2 separate regions of the Homo sapiens genome follow, and region 2 is linked to region 1. A link is an interaction called in ENCODE POLR2A ChIA-PET data of the cell type or tissue named here. Cell type or tissue: OCI-LY7. All regions are shown on one strand. Each heading gives the region's core, and the rest is flanking DNA. Links, peaks and the distances in the headings are about the cores only.

Region 1 (5,379 bases), core at 241-5,240:
AGAGGAAAGTGGCAATTTCTACAGAAGGATTCTGGGTTTTCATCACATTCACAGAATGTGAATTCAAGCTTATCAATGCTTTTTTTTTTTTTTTTTGGTCGGAGTTTTGCTCTTGTTGCCCAGGCTGGAGTGCAGTGGTGCAATCTCAGCTCACTGCAACATCCACTTCCCGGGTTCAAGTGATTCTCTTGCCTCAGCTTCCCAAGTAGCTGGGATTACAGGCCTGTGCCACCACACACAGCTAATTTTTGTATTTTTAATACAGACAGGGTTTCATCCTGTTGGCCAGGCTGGTCTCGAACTCCTGACCTCAGGTGATCGGCCAGCCTTGGCCTCCCAAAGTGCTGGGATTACAGGCATGAGCCACCGCACCCAGTCTTATCAATACTTTCGACAACCAGATCACACTATGATGTATGTTGGAAAATGTGATGTGTGTTATGGCAAAATCCAAAAGCTGTGTTTTTCCTAGCTGCTGCTAAGCCAGCACTCTCTACCTTGCACCTATATGTGCAAATCTTGGCTTACTATATTTCATCTTGATAGACTCTACAGAAGGTCCCAGTCCTGCAAATTTGCTCTTAATCTAAATTCTATCTTCCGACACCAGGCATTTGTTTGTTTGTTTGTTACTCTCTGCTCTGTAAATTCCAAAGGTTCCTTACAGCCCTATCAGAACCACAAGGAGAGGAAGGAGACCAAGAAGGATGGGGTCAGCACCCAGCCCCAACCTCACTTTGGCCAGAAAAACTGTTCTAGTGCAACAGAATTCCAGGTAAGAGTTTCTTGGAACAATATTTTCTGAAACAGAAATAAAATTTGAAAACCATGGAGGCAGGGTCTTTTTGTGGCTTCTGTGCTCAGTGGTTGGTCTCATTTCTCAGCATAGCATGCTTGCCCACCCCCAGGACCTCCTCCTGCGGCACACTAAGATGGGTACACTGCAGTGCCCTGTCACACTTCCAGCTTCAGCAGTCGTTAAACGCAGCAAAGAACTAGAAGAATGACTGCTTACCTTCGCTTACCTTCTTGCTCCAGGAAGCAACAGCCTGCTGTGCCGATTCCCACTTCGGGCTTTAACCAGCAGCAACTCAGCACAGCTTGAAGGGATGCACTCTTTATCCCTGGTACCATCAGACCAGGGCTGAGGGACAGCAGTGGAAACTAGCTGTGGGCAGCTTCCAGGCAGGGATGAGATGCCCCTCCACCTGCCTGTCTATTTTGCCTTTAACAAAGCTAAAATAAGGCAGATTTACATTATAAAGGTTTAGCAGGCCATGAAGGGAGTTTTTTTCTATTGTGTCTGAATCTTGGCTAAAGCCTCAGGCTAAAGATAATTGGTGGCAAGTAGCCCATGTTCTAGAGGGCTGCTTGACACACTTGCAGCACTTACTGGAAGATGGCAAAGCTAGCCTGGAAACACCCTCCCTGGGTAAGAGGCTGTGTCAGAGGAGGCTGGAGCTTCTCTGAGGAGCGGACCTTTCCACGGACATCTGTAGATGAATTGGAGGGGACAAAGAAAAGTGATGCTCTCTACCCTCAACTGTCAACTGATCCACACGGCAGGGGAGACTGGCATCATATCTTCTTAACTGGATGTGTGCAGAGCTCCAGAAACTTGCAAAAACAACTCCCTGGTGTTAGTGAAGCAGGCCAAAGTGAGAAAGTTCTTGAGAACTTGCTCTGTCTCCAGGTGTTTGAAAGTGTGTGTAAAATAAACATTGCTGCCCATGAGCTGAAGCTGCCGTGATAGCCAGGTGAGGGGATGGCGTCAGCAGCTAGGCTTGCTGCTCACTCCCCTCCTCGCAGGGCAAGGGTGCACTGTACTTATGGGACAGGGAATGCCAGTGAGGGTCGCTGGGTTTGAACTGTCTCAAGAGGACCCAGCCTGAGGAGGCTATGCGAGAGGGGACTGAAGAAGGGGAGAAGACACCAAACGGGTCAGCTTTAGGGGCAGAGACCACATGCCGAGGCTCTCAGAAAGCCTGCCACATACTCCATGGAAGAGCTGACTCTAGGAAACTGCCCCAGCAAAGGTGATTGGATGGCCAAGCGAAAAGTGCAAAGAGCATCAGCTGCATGAAGAGGCCTCTGCCCCATTCCTTCCTTCCCTTGCTCTGCCCTAGGGAGCCAGAACTGAGAGGGGTGGGGGTAAGGGGACAGGTGGGTAAGAAGTGGAACTGAAGAGTGAAAGGACAGCCAGGGTCTCCTCATGCCCACCATTGCTCCCTGAACTCTAGACCAGGTTTGAGCTGATGAGAGGGATAAAGTTTGTAAACTGAATGTGAAATTGAAGTTTCCATTTATATTGGGCTAGACTTTCTAATTACTCAAGATGAGGCTGCTGCCACTTTTTTTCTAATAGCTAAAAGGGACTGGAAATGATGTTTCTCCAAGTGACAGGGAAGTGAGTTTGGAGGCCCTGGTGGGAAAAGACAATGTGTTTTCCTGATGAAATCCTGCTGACTTCAGGCCACTCAGCAAACTGGTTGCACGGTCTCAGGACTTAATCTTCCCAAACCTTAGATTCTTCATCATCTGTCAAATGGAGAGCAAAATGCCCACCTCCTAGAAGTGTTTTGAGAACTAAAATGAAAATGTTATGTCAATCTTTAAAGTGTCCAGCACTTGGGAGTGCCCAGCCAACAGTGCTCCCTTCTTCCTCTATTTGCCATCACTGAGCAGAGGCCCCTCCCTGCAACCTTAAACCAACAGACTTGAAGAACAGCAGAGATGAAGAGACTGTGGAGAGATGTGGTCTAACTTCCTCCTATTAGAGAAGATGAAACTGAGGTTCAGAGAGACTGGAGTCCTACTGCCGAAGGTCACTCACTGGGTAACTGGCAGAATCAACATTGAGACCAAAATCTCCTGACCCCCAGGCCAGTCTTTTTTCTTCTATGAAGTGTATGGACACTCCCGTAATAGCCCAGTGAGGCTTTATTGATTGGTTAACTGAAAAGTGACTGGAGACCTTTAGACTTGGTCCTGGCCCCCTTGGCCGTGCCAAGAAGTGCCCAGTAAATAAATGCATTGGCACAAGTTTTCAATTCACAGAGTACCAGCCCTGCTCCAGGAACTATGATTAGAGCTGGATACACACCTGGAAACCACCACCTCTGGACTCACTGAGCTCCCAATCTGGCAAGAGAAGCAGAAGACTCTGAGTGCACCTGGGGGATTCTAGAAAGGCTTCACAGAGGGCTTAATCAGCTTGTGCAATCGGGTAGAAAAGGATGGAGGTCCATTTAGGGTCTTCCCCATTCCCCTTCTCCCCAGGTGACCTCTCTGTTTTAGAGGTACCCAGTTTTGAATTCCTTGGCTGTGTAGTGGAGCTAGCAGGAAGGCGTTTCTAACCTTACCTTTGCCTCCAAGTACATTATCATAATGCACACACGTCAAGGTTCTTAGGCAACAGCTTTCCTGATATGGATGAAGAAAGAATCACATGGGAAAGAAGTTTCCCACAATCAGCTTGTACACCTCTGCTCATTTCACAAGTTAACAGTCAGTCCTACTGATCAGCCCTTCTCTTCCCACCCTGATTCTCTGCTTAGAAATTTTTATGACAGGAAGATGACTAGGTGGCATAGAGGAAAGATGACTGCTAAGGTACTTCCCCAAAGAGAGCAAAACAAATAGAGCTCAAGGTTTAATTCCTGCTCAAGGTATTAAATTTCGCATTCAAGTATCACCATTGACCAGTGATCTCAAAAGACTTAGAAGGAAGAACACAAGCTGCATTTATCCTAACTCGGGTAATCCAAATCTGAATTCAGTGTAAGTAATAGCAGGGATAAGCACTTACCTCTTTGGATGCGAAACCAATTAAATGCAGCCAAGAAGGTACACTAGCTTGAATGCGTCAAGGAGCTAATTCTCAGTGAGGCCCCACATTAATTGGTTCAGCCCCACTTTGCAGCTGGCAAAATTTCCAGTGTCTCTCAAAGCCCAGTACTGAGATAAGCCACTAGGCTACCCCTTCCAAGCCACAGACACTGACAGACAAAGGGCAGAGGCTTTTAAACAAATTGGGAAATGGTATGCGTGTATGTGTGTTTTAAATTCGTTGCCAATATTAAAAATTGGGATATTTAACAACAGCAACAAAAAAAACCCTGACTTCTGGGTTTTCTTAAAAACATGAAAGATCTCAAAGATTTAAACGTATTTGTAAAACCCATTATAATAGCAGAAGAAATCATTGGAGAATCCTTTTACAACCTCAGGGTAAAGAAGTTCTTTCTAATTTGGACCCAGAATCCGGAAGTTCTAAAGGGAATGATTGATTTGGCTACATTAAAAAAAATACCCCAAACACAATCAAAAACACAAAAAACAAACTAGCGGGGGGATGCAGATTCAAACTCATATCAGAAAGGGATTAGCTCTCCAATATATAAAAAGTTTAAGAAATCAATAAGTACATGATCAACAACCCAATAAGAAACAACTGTAGGCAATGAACTGACAGATCACAGACAGTGAAATACAAGTGGCTTTTGAGTACGGAAGATATTCGGCTTCACTCATAATTTAAAAAATAAAAAGTAAAATCACATCAAAATGCCATTTTTCACATGTTAGAATGGTAAATACCCTAAATCTTCATAATACACTGTTGGCATGGCTGTGGGAGATTGCAATTCCGCCCCGCCTTGACCCCCATCCCAGAAATTAAAAACAACAACAACAACTATTTGTGCCACAGCCAGGAAGCCATTTGACTTCAAGTCATGTGTCCCAAAGGCTGGATTCCCTTGGGAGTTTTCTACCTGGATTCTGAAGATGAAAGTGAGAATTTTTTCTGGGTTCTATTTGACACTTAACATGCTGCCCTCCTATAACTAGGCAAAGGTTCAGGTTAAAAATAACAGGTGTCTCCTCAGTAATCCTAGCTGCATGTGCTCTTCTATTTCTTATTAAAAGAAAGAAAGGGAAGCAGAAGGAAGAAGGACCAGCACAATTGCAAGCCTGCTGTGCGCCAGGAGCTGCATAGAGCTTTATATGCATTATCTCATTTATAGCCCACGTCAAGTGTGAGAGTATTGCCATCCTCTTTCTGCAGGGGAGGAAAGAGACTCAGAGTAGCCACATGACTTGATTTCTTTGACAGATGTGTGCAGAGGGGACTGAACAAAGGAGCCACAGCTTGGGTTCCCTTGGAGGAAAAGCTTATTTTGATATGGGTCGTTTTTCATTGATTGAGTCAAAGGAAATCTGGAGGCTAAGAGTGTCCCGGTCAGCTGCTAAGAAGTCTCAGTCACACTGTAGCAGGGTGCCATGCCAGGGATTTAATTTGTGTTTTTCTTTAATACTCTTCTCCAGTGAGAGAGGTGCCAAGACCAGTCTTAAATGGATGCTCTGTGTGAAGCAAAT
Region 2 (5,379 bases), core at 60-5,059, 200 kb after region 1:
GGTACACTTGGCACGGGCGACACAATCTCAACAAAACCCTTGGCACCTTGAAGAGCATCGGGGAGGAGAATAAGTACGCCGAGCAGATTATGATGATCAAAAAGAAAGAATATGAGCAAGAGTTTGACTTTATTAAGAGTTACAGTATAGAGGATCATATCATCAAATCAAACACTGGCCCAAATGGACACCCAGACATGTGTTTTGTGGAACTCCCTGGAGTGGAATTTCGGGCAGGTGAGAGATGGTAGTGAAAACTCCAGGCGGCATGGCATTTGTCCTCTGTCTAAGGAAAAGGTTCTGTGGAGAACACAGCTCTAAAGCTACTGCTGCCTTTAATGTTCAGATGCCACAGTTGTCAGCTGTATGATCAGGTGGTAGTATTTTTAGCCTTGTTACTTTAGAAGTCACTTGTCCCTTTATGAATTTTAATTCTCTAATCCTCATCCTTCTCTAAAGCTTCTGTAAACAGCCGCAAAGACAAGTCTTTAAGGGTAATGAGCCAGAAATTTGTGATGCTGTTTTTGGTGTCAACGCCTCAGATAGTAAGCCTAGAAGTTGCTGCCAAGATTTTAATTGGGGAGGACCATGTGGAAGATTTGGATAAAAGCAAGTTTAAAAGTAAGTGTCATGACTGCCATGGATTTTTGAACCTATTCTTAAACAATAAAATCTCAGTCGTAAACTCATTTCCAAATTAGGAAACATAGGTGCATAAACAGATCTTCTCTAATTATGTTTTTATATCTTCTCCCCAGAAGCCATGATAATATTGATTTAGCTAACTTGTTATGATACATAAGTATCACTACTCTTTTTTTTTTTTTTTTTTTTTAGACGGAGTCTAGCTCTTTTGCTAGGCTGGAGTGCAGTGGCGAGATCTAGGCTCACTGCAACATCTGCCTCCCGGGTTCCAGCAATTCTCCTGCCTCAGTCTCCGGAGTAGCTGGGATTACAGTTGCGCGCCACCACACCCGGCTAATTTTTATATTTTTAGTGGAGACGGGGTTTCACCATGTTGGCCAGGAGGATCTCGATCTCTTGACCTCGTGATCCACCCACCTCGGCCTCCCAAATTTTGGGAGGCCTCCCAAAATTACAGGCCTGAGCCACTGCGCCTGGCCAAGTATCACTACTCTTATTTGACACATTGCTTCATTTGATATTGTAACATTGTTCTCAAAAGTAAACACGGCCAGGCGCGGTGGCTGAAGCCTGTAATCTCAGCACTTTGGGAGGCCGAGGAGGGCGGATCATGAGGTCAGGAGATCCAGACCAACCTGGCTAACACAGTGAAACCCCGTCTCTACTAAAAATACAAAAAAATTAGCCGGGCGTGGTGGCGTGCACCTGTAGTCCCAGTTACTCAGGAGGCTGAGGCAGGAGAATGGCGTGAACCTGGGAGGCGGCGCTTGCAGTGAGCCGAGATCGCGCCACTGCACTCCAGCCTGGGGGACAGAGCAAGACTCTGTCTCAAAAAAAAGGAAACACTAGAAGAATCTGTTCTGTGTGAGCTCTAAATGAGAGTAAATTGTAAAGTGGGTCTGCACCCTGGTCTCCTTCCACTGATGCTGATTACAGAGGGTTTATAAATGACTCATAAAATTGTCCCCAGAAGTGACCTGCAGCACAGGTAGTCTGCCATTTTGAAAGAATGGTTTTAGCTAGATTACCTGCTCAAAATTGGGAAGGGACTGTAGATTGGATTCCTAACAAAAGAGCTATGCCCTCACCATTACACCAGACTTTGCAGGAAGGGTGTGGAAAGAAGTGCTCAGCGGATGGGGAGGAGCACTTGGCTCGGGAGATCGGGAGATCTGCAATTTCAGAAAACACGTCCTGATACTACTGAGGGGTTACTTGCCTTTTGTGAGTCACCGGATAGTTTTCATCTTTGTTTCACTGGTTAGTCATAGCCTTGAAAACTATTCCAGGAACTGCAGAGGTGTAAGTTACTGAATCCCCAGGGAATTCAGAACCTTCTGATATGGCTAGGAAGGAGACTCGATTTGTAATTTGTACTATCAAGATGGCAGTAAAAAACAGACTTTTTGTAACAAAACTCTTTAAGATATGTGAGGTTTGTCAAGTTCACAGATCTATGTTTTGCATGTTACATAGACAGTATTAAAAAATTACACATGTTGATGGAGTACAGAATTTTCCATGCTGCCATAGTAAATAAATTTTGTTATAAGCTATTACAAGCAGAAAAGCAAGACATTTATCACAGATACTTTTACTTCTCTGCTCATAAAATTCTTCTGAATCCTCATTAGAAGATACCCAGGAATGGTGACTTTATTTTTGAAACAGTCTGTAACATAGTTTCAGATAGGGTGATCTCATCAAGTCGTTTTTCCTTTGTCAACGTATGCTATTGTCATTTCAACATTGAGTACTAGCAGTAATTGAGTCTTTTAAATATTTAAAACTTTTTTATCTTAATTAAAGTTGTATCACCAGAAGAACTTAAAAGGAGGCAGATGTTTCTCTGTCTGACATTGATGGTTAAGACAGCTCTTAGAATATACATGAAGTCCTTCTGAAGGAAAATTCTTTGATCTTTTCATTATTCCATTAAGTGGTATATATACTTTTTTTCCCAGCAAAAATTAGGAGGTTGTATGATATAGCTAATGTTCTGAGTAGCCTGGATCTTATCAAGAAAGTTCATGTTACAGAGGAAAGAGGCCGAAAACCAGCTTTCAAATGGACCGGCCCAGAAATCAGTCCAAATACCAGTGGTATGTATTTTTTTCTTTCACCCTCTGCTTTATTATTTGTGTGTGTGTTTTTCTAATTTTTAATTTCCAGTGTGTGTTGTTCCCCTCCCTGTGTCCATGTGTTCTCATTGTTCAACTCCCACTTACGAGTGAGAACATGCAGTGTTTGATTTTCTATTCCTATGTTAGTTTGCTGAGGATGATGGCTTCCAGCTCCATCCGTGTCCCACAGAGGACATGATCTCATTTCTTTTTATGGCTGCATAGTATTCCATGGTGTATATGTACCACATTTTCTTTATCCTGCTTTATTATTTTGAATTAATGCACATTGGGAGATATTTTCCCTTCCCCTTCCTACTCACCGCCCCACATGGAAAAGATATATATGATTGAAAAGATGATTCAAGATGAATGGCAATATAGAAAGTTTGGCTACTGGCTCCATCAGCTAACCAAGATCCATAACAACCTCCCACCCTGTGTTCAAGAAGTACAATCTGTATGTGAAAGCATTCGGAAAGTTGAAAGCACCACAAAGCATAAAACACTATTGCTGCTATGCGGCACAGTGACCACAACAGAACCTGTGCCCATTGAGAATATGAAATGAGTTCACTCTGGTATCAAAGTAGATATTTCTAGCCTTCATCTTAACTCTGCGATGCTGACATTTTGCATTCTACCAAAGATCCCCACCCAGAATCATTGAAAATGACAAGAACGTGGGCCATGAAGACAGAGGGAAACTTAGGTTCCATTCCAAGCCCTGCCACTCTGGCTTTGCGGCCTGAGACAAGCTACTTCTTCGAGGATTAGTTTTCTCCTTGGTGAAATGGGAAGAACAATGGCACCTCAGTGGAGTTACTGTGATTTTGGTATAATCTCAGAGAGAGGTCCTTTCGTGCAGGAATTTGGAGTGAAAATTCCGGGGCCATATTGACCAGGTTCATATCCCAGGCCCACATGCTCCCAGTTGAGAGACCTTGAGCCAGTAGGTTAATGTCTGTGTGGGTCAGAGCTCTCATCTCCGACACAGGGCTGCATTTCTTGAGGAACAGTTACCTCATGGAGCTGTGAGGATCACCCATATTTCATCAGATCTAAGACTTCACTGATTGTAAGATGCACAATTCTTTCTATATCACTAAGAAAGAAAAATCACTAATAACTACACTCTAGCACACCACTGGTTATAAGATATAGTGCAGTTTCAGAAATGCTAATGTAGGAAATATTGTGTCTCAGAATCCATTTAATAAGATAAACAAGGCTTTCTCTGTAAAGCCCTTAGAACAGTGACAGGCACATGGTCGGTGCTCTGTAACTTGCCACTTTTATTCCTAAAATTGTTTTATTTCATATCCCAAAAGCCAACTGAGCCATCCAGGTTTTAATACACAGACGTTTTCTGTTTCAGGCTCCAGCCCAGTCATTCATTTTACTCCCTCTGATTTGGAGGTGAGACGGTCTTCAAAAGAGAACTGTGCCAAAAACCTCTTTTCCACACGTGGGAAACCAAACTTTACTCGACACCCATCTCTTATCAAATTGGTAAAGAGTATAGAAAGTGATCGGAGAAAGATAAATTCTGCGCCCAGTAGCCCTATCAAGACCAACAAAGGTATGTTTTCAGGAATGTCAGGGATCTGCTAGGAAGAATTCCCTTTTATCTCATTTTTTCAGCTTACTTGATCCTTGCAATAGTTGTCAGAGAATTATTTCAATATCTATATACCCAAACCCTCTTGAAGCCTAACTAATGTATAAATTTAAAAAGTCATTTGTGGGGTTTATTGTTTAATCGCTATGCAACTTTGAGGGGAGGTGCACACTTTCTGTTCCTCTGACTTCAGTGAGGTTTCATCTGTGTGAACATTTGTTCTTTAGCTTTGACCGGTGCTCTCTTCCTTTCTATTTTACCAGCTGAGAGTTCTCAGAATTCTGCACCCTTCCCAAGTAAAATGGCTCAGCTCGCAGCTATTTGTAAAATGCAGTTAGAAGAGCAATCAAGGTAGGTTGGCAATCCTCTTTAATAACAGGATGAATTACTTTTACATTACATTGTTAGGATTACTTATTTTATGTGAGAAGAAGCCCTAGCCTTGAACTGGAGAGCTAATCTTTTCTGTATCTCATACTCACTCATTACAGAAATTATCTGCATGTTCCATAAAAGCGTGGCTTCAATATGAGGCTTAAAGCGGTAGAACAGTTCAGAAAAAATGTATATCCATCATGTCGTGTATTAAATCTTGTCTTTCAGTGAATCCAGACAGAAAGTGAAAGTACAGCTGGCAAGATCTGGACCCTGCAAACCAGTAGCCCCTCTGGACCCCCCAGTGAATGCTGAGATGGAGCTGACAGCACCGTCCCTCATCCAGCCCCTGGGAATGGTTCCCCTGATCCCCAGCCCCTTGTCATCAGCAGTGCCCCTGATCCTACCTCAGGCCCCTTCAGGCCCATCCTATGCCATCTACCTGCAGCCCACTCAAGCCCACCAAAGTGTGACGCCACCCCAAGGCCTGAGCCCAACGGTGTGCACCACCCACTCTTCTAAAGCTACTGGCTCAAAAGACTCCACAGATGCCACCACTGAGAAGGCAGCCAATGATACCTCAAAGGCCAGTGCCTCTACCAGGCCTGGAAGCTT

The links. ChIA-PET counts read pairs that join two places held together with the same protein. Peaks named below come from ENCODE experiments on the same cell type or tissue, not always from the same donor. Only the 100,000 strongest peaks of a DNase experiment are listed, where the experiment ranks them.
Region 2: POLR2A ChIA-PET joins it to region 1 with 6 read pairs; 2 of 35 experiments call an interaction of 5 or more read pairs at or near these places.

The regions. Positions count from the first base shown.
Region 1 is chr11:19,426,915-19,432,293 of GRCh38, reverse strand. It overlaps a transcript of NAV2 not described here. Among named protein-coding and RNA genes, the nearest start is that of NAV2-AS5, 78 kb to the left of the region's middle. In OCI-LY7, for the core only: a CTCF peak has its summit at 3,985; a DNase peak (open chromatin) is centred at 2,733; H3K4me3 peaks cover 401 bases.
Region 2 is chr11:19,229,602-19,234,980 of GRCh38, reverse strand. E2F8 (E2F transcription factor 8) reads left to right here. Exons shown (of 13, transcript NM_024680.4): 5 at 1-237; 6 at 460-621; 7 at 2,610-2,747; 8 at 4,147-4,350; 9 at 4,653-4,740; 10 at 4,993-5,379. All of the region lies in intron 1 of CSRP3-AS1 (CSRP3 and E2F8 antisense RNA 1), which reads right to left. Among named protein-coding and RNA genes, the nearest start is that of E2F8, 8.7 kb to the left of the region's middle. RefSeq lists an enhancer at 1,463-2,662. In OCI-LY7, for the core only: no CTCF peak of the experiment used is centred there; no DNase peak of the experiment used is centred there.